Regions from separate parts of the Homo sapiens genome. Here region 1 is linked to region 2. Evidence: chromatin contacts called from ENCODE Hi-C or POLR2A ChIA-PET data. All regions are on one chromosome and are shown on one strand. The core of a region is the stretch at or near the end of the contact, and the rest is flanking DNA. Distances in the headings are between cores, read along the strand shown. Region 1 holds the start of CFAP36 (cilia and flagella associated protein 36). Region 2 has its middle 84 kb from the start of RTN4.

Region 1 (5,410 bases), core at 2,911-5,410, 390 kb before region 2:
TAACCCTGGGCATTTGTTAAAACTGTATGTTAGCAGAATAACACAAAGCAAAAACCTGTGATGTATGGGTCTTTGCAAGAGGAGAAGTGCATGCTTCTTGAAATTGATCTTCATTAATTCCAATTTCTTTGAGGTAACCTTCTAACAGCTTTTCAACCTAAAAAAACAAAGTTTAACTTTTATAATTACATAGAAAAATTCTACATGACAGTTTGCATATTAAGTATTTAGTTTAGAAAAGTATCATCGAATTTTTTGCAAATATTAATCTACATATTACATGACAGTGACATTGTCTTTCACCAAAACACAAATTAAAAGTTAATATTTTTGCTGAAAATCACATGAAATTGTATTTCTTCTAATAGAAATAGTTGAAGTCAGGATTATGAAGTTCAATGTGGTACAACTCTTCTGCTACCCAGAGGCATTTTTTTTTCTTCTTTTCTTTTCTTTCTTTTTTGAGATGGAGTCTCACTCTGTCACCCAGGCTGGAGTGCAGTGGTACGATCTCGGCTCACTGCAACCTCTGCCTCCCAGGCTCAAGCAATTCTCCTGCCTCAGCTTCCTGAGTAGCTGGGACTAGAGGCGCCTGCCACAATGCCCGACTAATTTTTTTTTTTTTTTTTGGTAGAGATGGCGTTGCACCATGTTGGTCAGGCTGGTCTCGAATTCCTGACCTCAGGTGATCCGCCTGCCCTGGCCTCCCAAAGTGCTGGGATTATAGGCATGAGCCACCACGCCTGGCCTTTTCTTTCTTTCTTTCTTTTTTTTTTTTTTGAGACAGAGTCTTACTCTGTTGTCCAGACTGGAGTACAGTGGCACAGTAATGGCTCACTGCAGCCTTGACCTTCTGGGCTCAAGAGATCATCCTCCCACTTCAGCCTCCCAAGCAACTGGGACTACAGGCACATGCCATCATGACTGATTAATTTTTGTAATTTTTATAAAGATGGAGTTTCACCATGTTGCCCAGGCTGGTCTCGAACTCCTTGGCTGAAGCAATCCACCTGCCTTGGCCTCCAAAGTGCTGGGATTATAGGTGTGAGCCACTGAGCCCCACTGCCAGAGGCATTTTTTAAAATCACAAGACAGGCTGGGCAGTGGCTCACACCTGTAAACCCAACACTTTGGGAGGCCCAGGCAGGTGGATCACTTGAGCTCTGGAGTTCCACACCAGCCTGGGAAACACAGAGAAACGCCATCTCTACAAAATACAAAAAAATTAGCAGGGCATGGTGGTGCACACCTGTAGTCCCAGCTACTCAGGTGGCTGAGATGGGAGGATCGCTTGAGCCTGGGGAGGTTGAGGCTGCAATAGGCTGTGATAGTGCCACTGCACTCCAGCCTGGGTGACAGAGCAAGACCCTGTCTCAAAAATAAAAAATAAAAAAATCACATGACAACCATGACGAAGTGAATAATTAATATGTCCCTGGATGCGTCAACAAAATAAGAATAAGATATAAAGAATACATGCAAGAACCCATAAAGAGTTGTAAAACCATTCCTTAGAGTAGAGGAGATAAGTCATCCAAATGAGATATTCAGAGCACCTGTGGAGACAGATATAACTGGCACTATTGTTAAGGTAGATTGGATTTTTGTAAAATTAAGGATTTTTAATGTAAAAATATTTTTCTTCATTTAGAAAAGCTATAAGTAGTATTAGCCTAATTACTTTTAAAAATCAGTGAAAAAAAATACTCACTAGTTCTTTGTATTCCTGATGAATCTCTGTATAGGTCAATTTGCTTTCTTCTTCATCATCAAAAACTAAATTTAAAAGAAAATATTACATAGTGTAAAAACCAAATCATTTTATTAATGCAAATTTAAAAATCCACTCCTTCCAAATAGAACTGTCAACCTAGCTCTTCAGCTTTGAATTCTTAGGGTTTATCTTTTAAAAATATATAAATGAATATATCTAAAAATATATACTATTGGCCGAGCACTGTGGCTCATGCCTGTAATCCCAGCACTTTCGGAGGCCAAGGTGGGTGGATCACCTACGATCAGGAGTTCGAGACCAGCCTGGCTGATGTGGTGAAATCCCATCTCTACTAAAAATACAAAAATCAGCCAGGCGTGGTTGTGCGCGCCTGTAGACCCAGCTACTCGGGAGGCTGAGGCAAGAGAATTGCTTGAACCCAGGAGGCGGAGGTTGCAGTGAGCCAAGATTGCACCACTGCACTCCAGCCTGGGCGGCAGAGTGAGACTCCATCTCAAAAAAAAAAAAGAAAAAAAAATATACACACACACACACACACACACACACATATATACTATTAATTGTAAACAAGCTTTTTTGCCTACTTGAGAAAATATTTAAAATGAATACTACCTCATATTTAAGACAAAAACACATTTCAATCAATATGAGGCAATAATTTCTTCATAACTTTTAATGTAATATTATTGTTAATGGTTAAATCCTTTTACAATAGGTTCCATATTATTTTATTGTACTGGAATTTTGCTGATGTAAATGTTACTGAAAGTGACCAGGCAATTTTTGTTACCACAGATAAATAATGAAGTTAAATAAAATCAAAACAAGTGTTTACTGAATGATCATATGTATAAAACAATGCAGTGAGCCAAGATCACGCCACTGCACTCCAGCCTGGGCAACAGAGCGACACTCTGTCTCCCAAAAAAAAAAAAAAAAAAGGAGTACAAATACAAGTTATTTTGTTTTTGAACATTGTTAAAAAATTACCTGTAAAAATAACACTTTAATAACTACGATTTGAATATTGATTATAGCAATGAAAATGTAATGAAAAGATTCAGTGGTCAAACTGAATTTCATCTTTACCAGATTCATGATATCTTGGAATTTAAAGAAGTCTTAAAAGGTCATCCAGGATAACCGACCATTTGATAGCTGAATAGCTGAATCCCTCTAACCCTATTAAGTCGCTATCAGATCCATTCAAACACTGCTGGAGCCGGGAAGCTCATTACCTTCTGAGGCTGGCTAACTCATCTTGGATACATTCTATCATGAAACACTTCCTTCACTGAAATTTGTTTCCCTGTAGCTTGTACCAACTGACCCTAGCTCTATTCTACTCAACCTTACAACACAAAGCAGATGTTCAAATAATTGATGAATACTACTACCCTCAAAGTCTTGCCCGATTAAACAACCACAATAACGCTTGGGCACTCATTTATATGACGTGGTTTCTGGTTCCTTTTCTGCGAATGGGCTGCAAATAGTCTCCACGAACTGAATGCAGAACTCCAAGCCTGAAGAACTGCTCAGAACCCGGAGATGCCTGTCCTTCACGGGGAATATTATGCCATATCTATACGCCTCATTTGTTCCAAGAATGGTCCTGCCCCACCTCGCCAATTTTTGGTATAGCGAAGAGTAGAGAGCTCACCAAGGGGAACACAGGCCACCAAAATCACCGGCTCTGGGCTTCCTGGAGTTATCACATGCCCTCCTTTGCAGTTAACTGTTGGTTTGGAGTGAAATCATTTCTCATTTCCTAAGCTGACTACACCGGGCGAAATGCTAGGGATCATAAGGAACTCAGGTAAACCGACGCTTCTCCTCTCAAGTCTGGCAAAGCTGTTGAAGAAGCCCAGCCAAACAGTCCACCTGCCGAGGGCAGAAACGTTCGGGACAGGGTGAGAGACCGAATTTACGATTCAAGTCTAATGTTCTTCGGACGTGCGCTTCGGCCCCAGAGAAGGGGAGTCTCGGTCCCCGTTTTCAGGTCTGCGAAGGAACACATTGGCAGGGTGAAAGGAATTCCTCCCACACAACCAGCTCTAAACCTGATGACGCGGGTGGAGAAGGTGGTGAGGGGAACGAGACCTTGCGACAGGGGTGGAGACAGGGGGTCGGGGAGACGAGAGATGGCTTGTGGTTACCAACCCCCTGCCCGCCGCTGGTGTGAGAGAGGAGAAAAGGATTGTCGGTTCGGGCTCTGGTTTTTACCTTCACATTTCTGTTCCACAAAGTCCAAGATGGGGATGGACCAGTCTGGGCCTCGCAGGAACCCCGCGATGCTCTCCACTACCCACTCCACCTCGTCTTCTTCTTCCGCAGCCATCCCGCCCCAAAGGGGCAACGGGGAAGATCCCTAGGCCAGACCGCCGGACCCCGGTTAGGCCTTTGGGCCACAAGGAGCCGAGAGGGAGTAGGGGAAGAGCTGGCCCGCAGTCGCTCAGCCCCCAGGATAGAAGCTACCAACCAGTTAATGCAAAATGGTCGCTATGGCAACACACGTAGCCGCCCTAGACCGCGGCCCGGAAGTGAAGACAACTTTCCAGGAGCCTGCGCACTTAGCGGGGAGGGCAAACGTTTGAAAAACGTTTCTGATTGGTTAAAAAAGAACAGTGGACGAGGGCTGAGAAAAGAAGTGTAGCTATTGGCTGGAAGTCATAGACAGATTGCGCTCTCTCTTCTGATAAATGCGTAGGAGCCAAGGTTTAGAAAACGCGCAGTAGACGGGCGCGGTGGCTCACGCCTGTAATTCCAGCACTTTGGGAGGCCGAGGCTTGCGGATCACCTGAGGTCAGGAGGTCGAGACCAGCTTGGCCAACATGGTGAAACCTCGTCTCTACCAAAAATACAAAAATTAGCCTGGCGTGGTGGCGCCGCCTGTAATCCCAGGTACTCGGGAGGCTGAGGCAGGAGAATCGCTTGAACCCGGGAAGCCGAGGTTGCAGTGAGCCACTGCACTGCAGCCTGGGAGACTGCGTCTCAAAAGAAAAACAGGAAGAAAGAAAAGAAAAAAGAAAAGGCTCAGTGAGGGTCTGAGGTAACCGGGTCTCCACCTGACAGGGCTTCAGCGGCTGCAGTTCATCATTGTATCCCCAGCACCTCAGTCCCAACCATTTTCAGACCATTGGCCCAGAGGCGTTTGTAATTAAAGGGTTGTCTGAAAATACAAAGCCGAGCTGTGTGAGACTCGCTGATTGTCTTACGGTCAGTTTGCATCTGTATCTTCAGGCGGGTCTTTAATCTCTTACGCTTGGATAAAGATAACTAGAATTAGGAGCTTTTCAAGGGCAAGAGCAAAGTTAATACTCACTTAAATAAATGCCTTGGTAACCAAATCTTATTATAACTCCAACTCAGCATTTAGGTGGAGTCCATTGTGGAATGGGGTCTTCAGTGGTCATTGTGAAGGTGTTTGGAGTCCCAAAATATCTTCAGACAACCATATATATATATATATTTTTTACATAAATAGGATTATATGTACAGTTATGAATTTTTTTCTTATATCTTTATCTTTTAAAAATATAAATTTGTGCTTTCTTTGCAACTGCATAGTATTCCATAAACCATCCTTTAGTCTATTTTTATTTTGTGAATGTGCACACAGTATCTTACCTGAATGCATGAAGATGATCATTATGTGCCTTTTTTTTTTTTTTT
Region 2 (5,326 bases), core at 2,139-4,638:
ACCCCCATTTCATGCCCTCCTCTTCTCATGCCCTCCTCTTTGCTCTTAGTCTCCAGTTCCTGGAAGCTGCCTTGCCCTGGGGCATTTCAGTTCCTTTTTCTGCATTTAGAAACACTCCCTCTACTCTGCTTGGTGAATTCTCATCCTCTAAGATGTAGTTCAAAGATCATCTCCTGGGAAACCTTCCTCAGCTCCCCAGACGGAAGTGCGTGCTTCCTCCTCTGCCTGGCCAGAGCCCTGTCTTTATGCATCTCTCCCTGGCTTCTCCTGTTAAATTCTAGGTGATGGTTTATGCGTCTCTCTCCTCCGCAGGACTGCCAGTTCCTTGAGACTGTACCTGGTAAAAGGCCAGTCTGGGGGACAGAAATGGGTCTCCCCAGGCCGTTCACCTTTGTAACAACAGCTCCCCACTCTGTACCTGGCCCAGGGTATTGATTTGCTGAATTCAATTAAGTAGGCAGTCTGCCTGACTCAGGGAAGTGGACAGCCTGGAAGAGAATCTAGATGTGCACTGTCCAATAGAAATAATGCGAGTCAGATTTAAAATTTTCTAGTAACCTCATTTTTAAACAACGTTAAAAGAAACAGGTAATCAAATGTTCATAGCTACTTTATTTGCAGTAGACCCAAACTGGAAACAAACCAATGCCCAGCAAGAGGTGAATGTATCAGCAGCAGTGAATCCATATGGGTCTGTGGCAGCTTGATTCTTGCCGCCTCAGGCGAAAGAATTCATCTGAGGGACATAAGGTGTGGTGAGAGACTCTTCAGAGCAAGAGTGAAAGTTTATTAAAAAGTTTTAGCGCAGGAACAAAAGGAAGTAAAGTACACTTGGAAGAGGGCCAAGCGGGCGACTTGAGTCCAAGTATGCTGTTTAGCCTTTGACTTGGGGTTTTATAATTGGCATGGTTCTGGGATTTGTGTCTCTGCTCCCCTGATTCTTCCCTTGGGGTGGGCTGTCTGTATGCACAGTTGCCTGCCAGCACCTGGAAGGGGCCGTGTGCACAGGTGTTTATTGAAGTTTTGCACATGCTCACTTGAGGTATTCTTCCCTTATCAGTTGAGTGTTCCTGGAGGAAGGTTATAGACCAGTGAAACTTTGCCCTGTTGCTTCTTAGTGTACATGCTTGAGCCCACTCACCCAACTTCTGAGATCTTATCAGGAAGCGGCTGATCACCAGCTTTAGGTGTTTTCTATCTATTGGGAGACTGCCTTTAAGCTCTGGCACTGGCTGTGACCAATTATTATTTTAGAGAGACAGTTTAACAACCACCTGCTGGTCACCTAACATGCCTGGAGGTGGGGGCCCTCTCCTGCCTTGCTCATATCTGCCTAGCTAACTGCTCTAACAAGTGGATAAACAAACTATGATATATAATAGAATACTACTCAGCAATAAGAAGGAATGAACTACTGATACATGCAACAACATGAATGAACCTCACAATAATTAAACTAAGTTAAAGCAGTAAAAAATATATATTACTGTATAATTTTATTCACATAAAATTCTAGCAAATGCAAACTCCATATGCAGATCAGTAATTAGGGATGGGGGATTGGCAGGAAGGACTACAGCAGGGCATGAGAAAACTTTTTGGGGTTGACGGAGATGTTCATTATCTTAATTGTGATGATGGCTTCATGGTATTGTATATACACATGTCAAAACTTACCAAGTTGTGCAGTTTATTGTGTGCCAATTATACTTCAGTAAAGTGTAAAAAAAGAAGCAGAATGATTTAAATGTTTTAACACCATATATTGAAAATGTTATCTTTTAAACGTATAATTGAGGCTGGGCATGGTGGCTCACGCCTGTAATCCCAGCACTTTGGGAGGCTGAGGTGGGCAGATCACTTGAGACCAGGAGTTTGAGACCAGCCTGGCCAACATGGTGAAATCCCATCTCTACTAAAAATACAGAAATTGGCCAGGAATGGTGGTGTGCACGTGTAATCGAGCTACTCAGGAGGCTGAGGCCTGAGAATTGCTTGAGCCTGGGAGGCGGAGGTTGCCGTGAGTCAAGATTGAGCCACTGCACTCCAGCCTGGGTGACAGAGCAAGACTCCATCTCAAAAAAAAAAAAAAAAACCAAAAAAACAAACATATAATCAATATAAAAATTACTAGTGAGATTTTAAAACTATTATTTTTGTGCCATCTTTGAAATCTTATGTGCATTAAAAACATTTTTTTAATAGAAATGGAGTCTCACTATGTTGCCCAGGTTGATCTTGAACTCTAGGCCTCAAGTGATCCTTCCCCCTTGGCCTCCCCAAATGGAATTGTAGGTGTGAGCCACCATGCCTGGTGCTATGTGCATTTTACACTTACAGCCCAGCTCACTTCCGACTCACATTTCAAGTGCTCAACAGACACATGTGACAAGTGGCTACTATGTTGGACAGCAGAGATCTAGACCCTCTAGTGAAGCCCCGATCAGAATTGTTTCCTCCTCAGGACTGGGCAAACCCTGAGTAAGTAACTCCTCGCATTTACTTCTGAAGCGGTTTTGAGTTGCCTCAAGAGCCCTTTTCGGTGGGCCCAAAAAGCTTGGGCACTCAGGGGGCTGCAGGTCAGAGGCTGGCTCTGGAGAATTAGATTATAAACCTAGAACTCTGTGTAAGCTCCCACCTCCCGCTTCACCCACCCTTTCTTCTTCCTCATTTAAACTTGAAGAATAATATTCTCTTTGCATATTTGCTTTCTGAGAACAGCTGTTTATGTCAGGAAGCAAACTGCACTTTATTGACTGCATGCAGGAAATTGGTGCTGCTCTGAGCTAAGGTGAATGCCTGCTGGGTGGGCATCAGCCTCTGAGAGATGGAGTGAGTCTGGGGGCTGTCTCTGGACTTTGGACCTGGGGGAGTCTTATTACTGAGTGGCCTTGGACCCCACACAGACCTTCTCCAAGTCTAGGATCTGCTTTCCCATTTCCTCAGCTTCTGTCAAGAGGTCAGGAGGAGTGGGGGGAAGAGGGGAATGCTGATGGTAGTGAGATAGGAGTTCACAAGATACAAATCATAAAGACCCCACAGATAAAACAGGATGCGGTAAAGAGGCAAGTGAAAATCAATCAAAACCCACGTGACCACAAAAGCAATCTCTGGTTGTCCTCTCTGCTCGTTATACACTAATTATAATAAATTAGCATACTAAAGGAAATGCCCACTAGCGACATGACAGTTTACAAAAGCCATGGCAACCGTCTGGAAGTTACCATATATGGTCTGAAAGGGAGAGGAACCCTCAGTTGTGGAAATTCCCCACCCCTTTCCCAGAAAGCTCATGAAAATCCACTCTTTGTTTAGCATGTGATTAAGAAATCACCATCAAAATAGCCAACCAGCAGCCTTTGGGGTTGCTTTGCCTGTGGACTCTCCACCCTTTCATTCCTTTACTTAATAAACTTGCTTTCACTTTGCTCTCTTGGCTCGCTCTTCCTGTTTGGAGCCAAGAACCCACATGACTTCCTGGGCTGAACCCCAATTTTGGGGTTCACCCTGTGACATCTTGACAAGCAGTGGCTTTATCAGCCGTGTGGCTGCTGGGTCTCCTTAGGGGTTATCTGGCAGGGGCTATGTTAAGGACGGTGAGAGCTATTTATGGTTCTGTCACTTAACCAGCTCAGGGTCCCTAACTAAGTTTCCCTTCTTCTCAGGGCCTCAGTTTCTCCCTCCATAGAATGGAGGAATTGGACTAGACACCTCAAGGGTACCTTACAGCCTTGTGAGGAACAGTAGTTCTAACGGAATTGAACTGAACACATACCGGTGTGGGCAGTATCCTGCATAAGGAGGAGGTTACAAGAAATACACATGACACAGTCCTCCCGTATTATTGGGAAGTAGATTTATACCTTTCTGACAATTTTTACAAGTATTTATTGCTTTTGCAAGTAAAAAAAAGGCAGGGAGAGGGAACAAATAAACTGAAAAATAAAAAGTAAACAAGCAAAAGACAACACCGCATTCTCCATGATGTGCTTATTTCACATTGCATGCCTGTATCAACACATCTTATGAACCCCATATATAAATATACTTACTATGTACCCACAAATTTTTTTATTTTTAGTTTTAGTTTTTTGAGACAGAGTCTCAGTCTGCTGCCCAGGTTGTAGTGCTGTGGCGTGATCTCAGCTCACTGGAACCTCTGCTTCCTGGGTTCAAGTGATTCTCCTGCTTCAGCCTCCCAGGTAGCTGGGATTACAGGCACCCACCAGCACACCTGGCTAATTTTTGTATTTTAGTAGAGACACGGTTTCATCATGTTGGTCAGGATGATCTTGAACTCCTGGCTTCAAGTGATCCACCTGCCTCGGCCTCCCAAAGTACAGGATTTACAGGTGTGAGCCACCACACCCGGCCATGTTTTTTAAAAATAATAATAATTAAAAAAAACAACAACAAAACTGGAGAGTGAGAACTAATTCCTAAAATGATCGGTATATTTATTTTTAATTTTCAATTTTTTTTTTTTTTTTGAGAGACGGTCTCACTCTGTGGCCCAGGCTGGAGTGCAGTGGCAAGACCTCGGTTCACTGTAGCCTCCACCTCCCATGCTCAGGTGATTCTCCCTCGTCAGCCTCTCAAGTAGCTAGAATTGCAGGCACATGCACCATCATGCCCGGCTAATTTTTGTATTTTTTGTAGAGACAGGGGTATACCATGTTGCCCAGGCTGGTCTCAAACTCCTGGGCTCAAGCAGCCTGCCTCCCTTGGCCTCCCAAAGTGCTAGGATTATAGGCATGAACCATCACTCTTGCCTTTTAATTTAAAAGGTTTTTTTTTTTTTGAGACAGAGTCTCACTCTGTTGCCCAGGCTGGAGTGCAGTGGCACCATCTTGGCTCACTGCAACCTCTGCCTCTTAAGTTCAAGCAATTCTCCTGCCTCAGACTCCAGAGTACCTGGGATTACAGATGTGTGCCATCACACCCGGCTAATTTTTGTATTTTTAGTAGAGACGGGGTTTCGCCCTGTTGGCCAGGCTGGTCTCAAACTCCTGACCTCAGGTGATTCGCCCGCCTCAGCCTCCCAAAGTGCTGGGATTGCAAGCATGAGCCACTGCGCCTGGCCGAAAAGTTTCAAACACACATAAAAGTGGAGAGCATAGTGTAATGAATCCCCATATTCCCATCACCCAGCTTCAGCAATTAACGTACTGCCATTCTTGTTTCACCGATTTCCTCCAGCTTCTACTTTGTTTTGTTGCCAGTTCTAATGTTTTTAAAGCAAATTTCTGGTGTCACATCATTCCCCCCATAAATACTTGAGCAGATATTTAACACATAAGGACTTCTGATAAAACATGGTATACCA

The links. Hi-C counts contacts between places; a loop is a spot of excess contacts on that map. ChIA-PET counts read pairs that join two places held with the same protein, here RNA polymerase II (POLR2A). Pooled maps may share reads with other maps.
Region 1: a loop to region 2 is called in a map of naive thymus-derived CD4-positive, alpha-beta T cell, with 6 times the contacts of the local background. The contact joins the promoter of CFAP36 here to the enhancer-like site in region 2. A Hi-C loop is called at or near these places in 1 of 168 maps with a recorded cell type or tissue (naive thymus-derived CD4-positive, alpha-beta T cell) and 9 of 50 pooled maps. POLR2A ChIA-PET finds 5 or more read pairs at or near these places in 3 of 52 experiments (CD4-positive, alpha-beta T cell, activated CD4-positive, alpha-beta T cell and activated CD4-positive, alpha-beta memory T cell).

What each region holds. Positions count from the first base shown.
Region 1 is chr2:55,518,468-55,523,877 of GRCh38, reverse strand. It overlaps CFAP36 (cilia and flagella associated protein 36), which reads right to left and starts at 4,160. Exons shown (of 10, transcript NM_080667.7): 1 at 3,962-4,160; 2 at 1,712-1,776; 3 at 56-157. The coding sequence starts at 4,076. RefSeq lists enhancers at 3,380-3,629, 4,810-4,859.
Region 2 is chr2:55,131,978-55,137,303 of GRCh38, reverse strand. It overlaps a transcript of RTN4 not described here. Among named protein-coding and RNA genes, the nearest start is that of RTN4, 84 kb to the right of the region's middle. RefSeq lists enhancers at 3,117-3,411, 3,241-3,430, 2,732-3,644. Within about 2 kb of position 3,388, at least 23 of the 41 ENCODE cell types and tissues checked have a DNase peak (open chromatin) inside an H3K27ac peak, as active enhancers do; they include CD4-positive, alpha-beta T cell, where a contact is called at or near this core.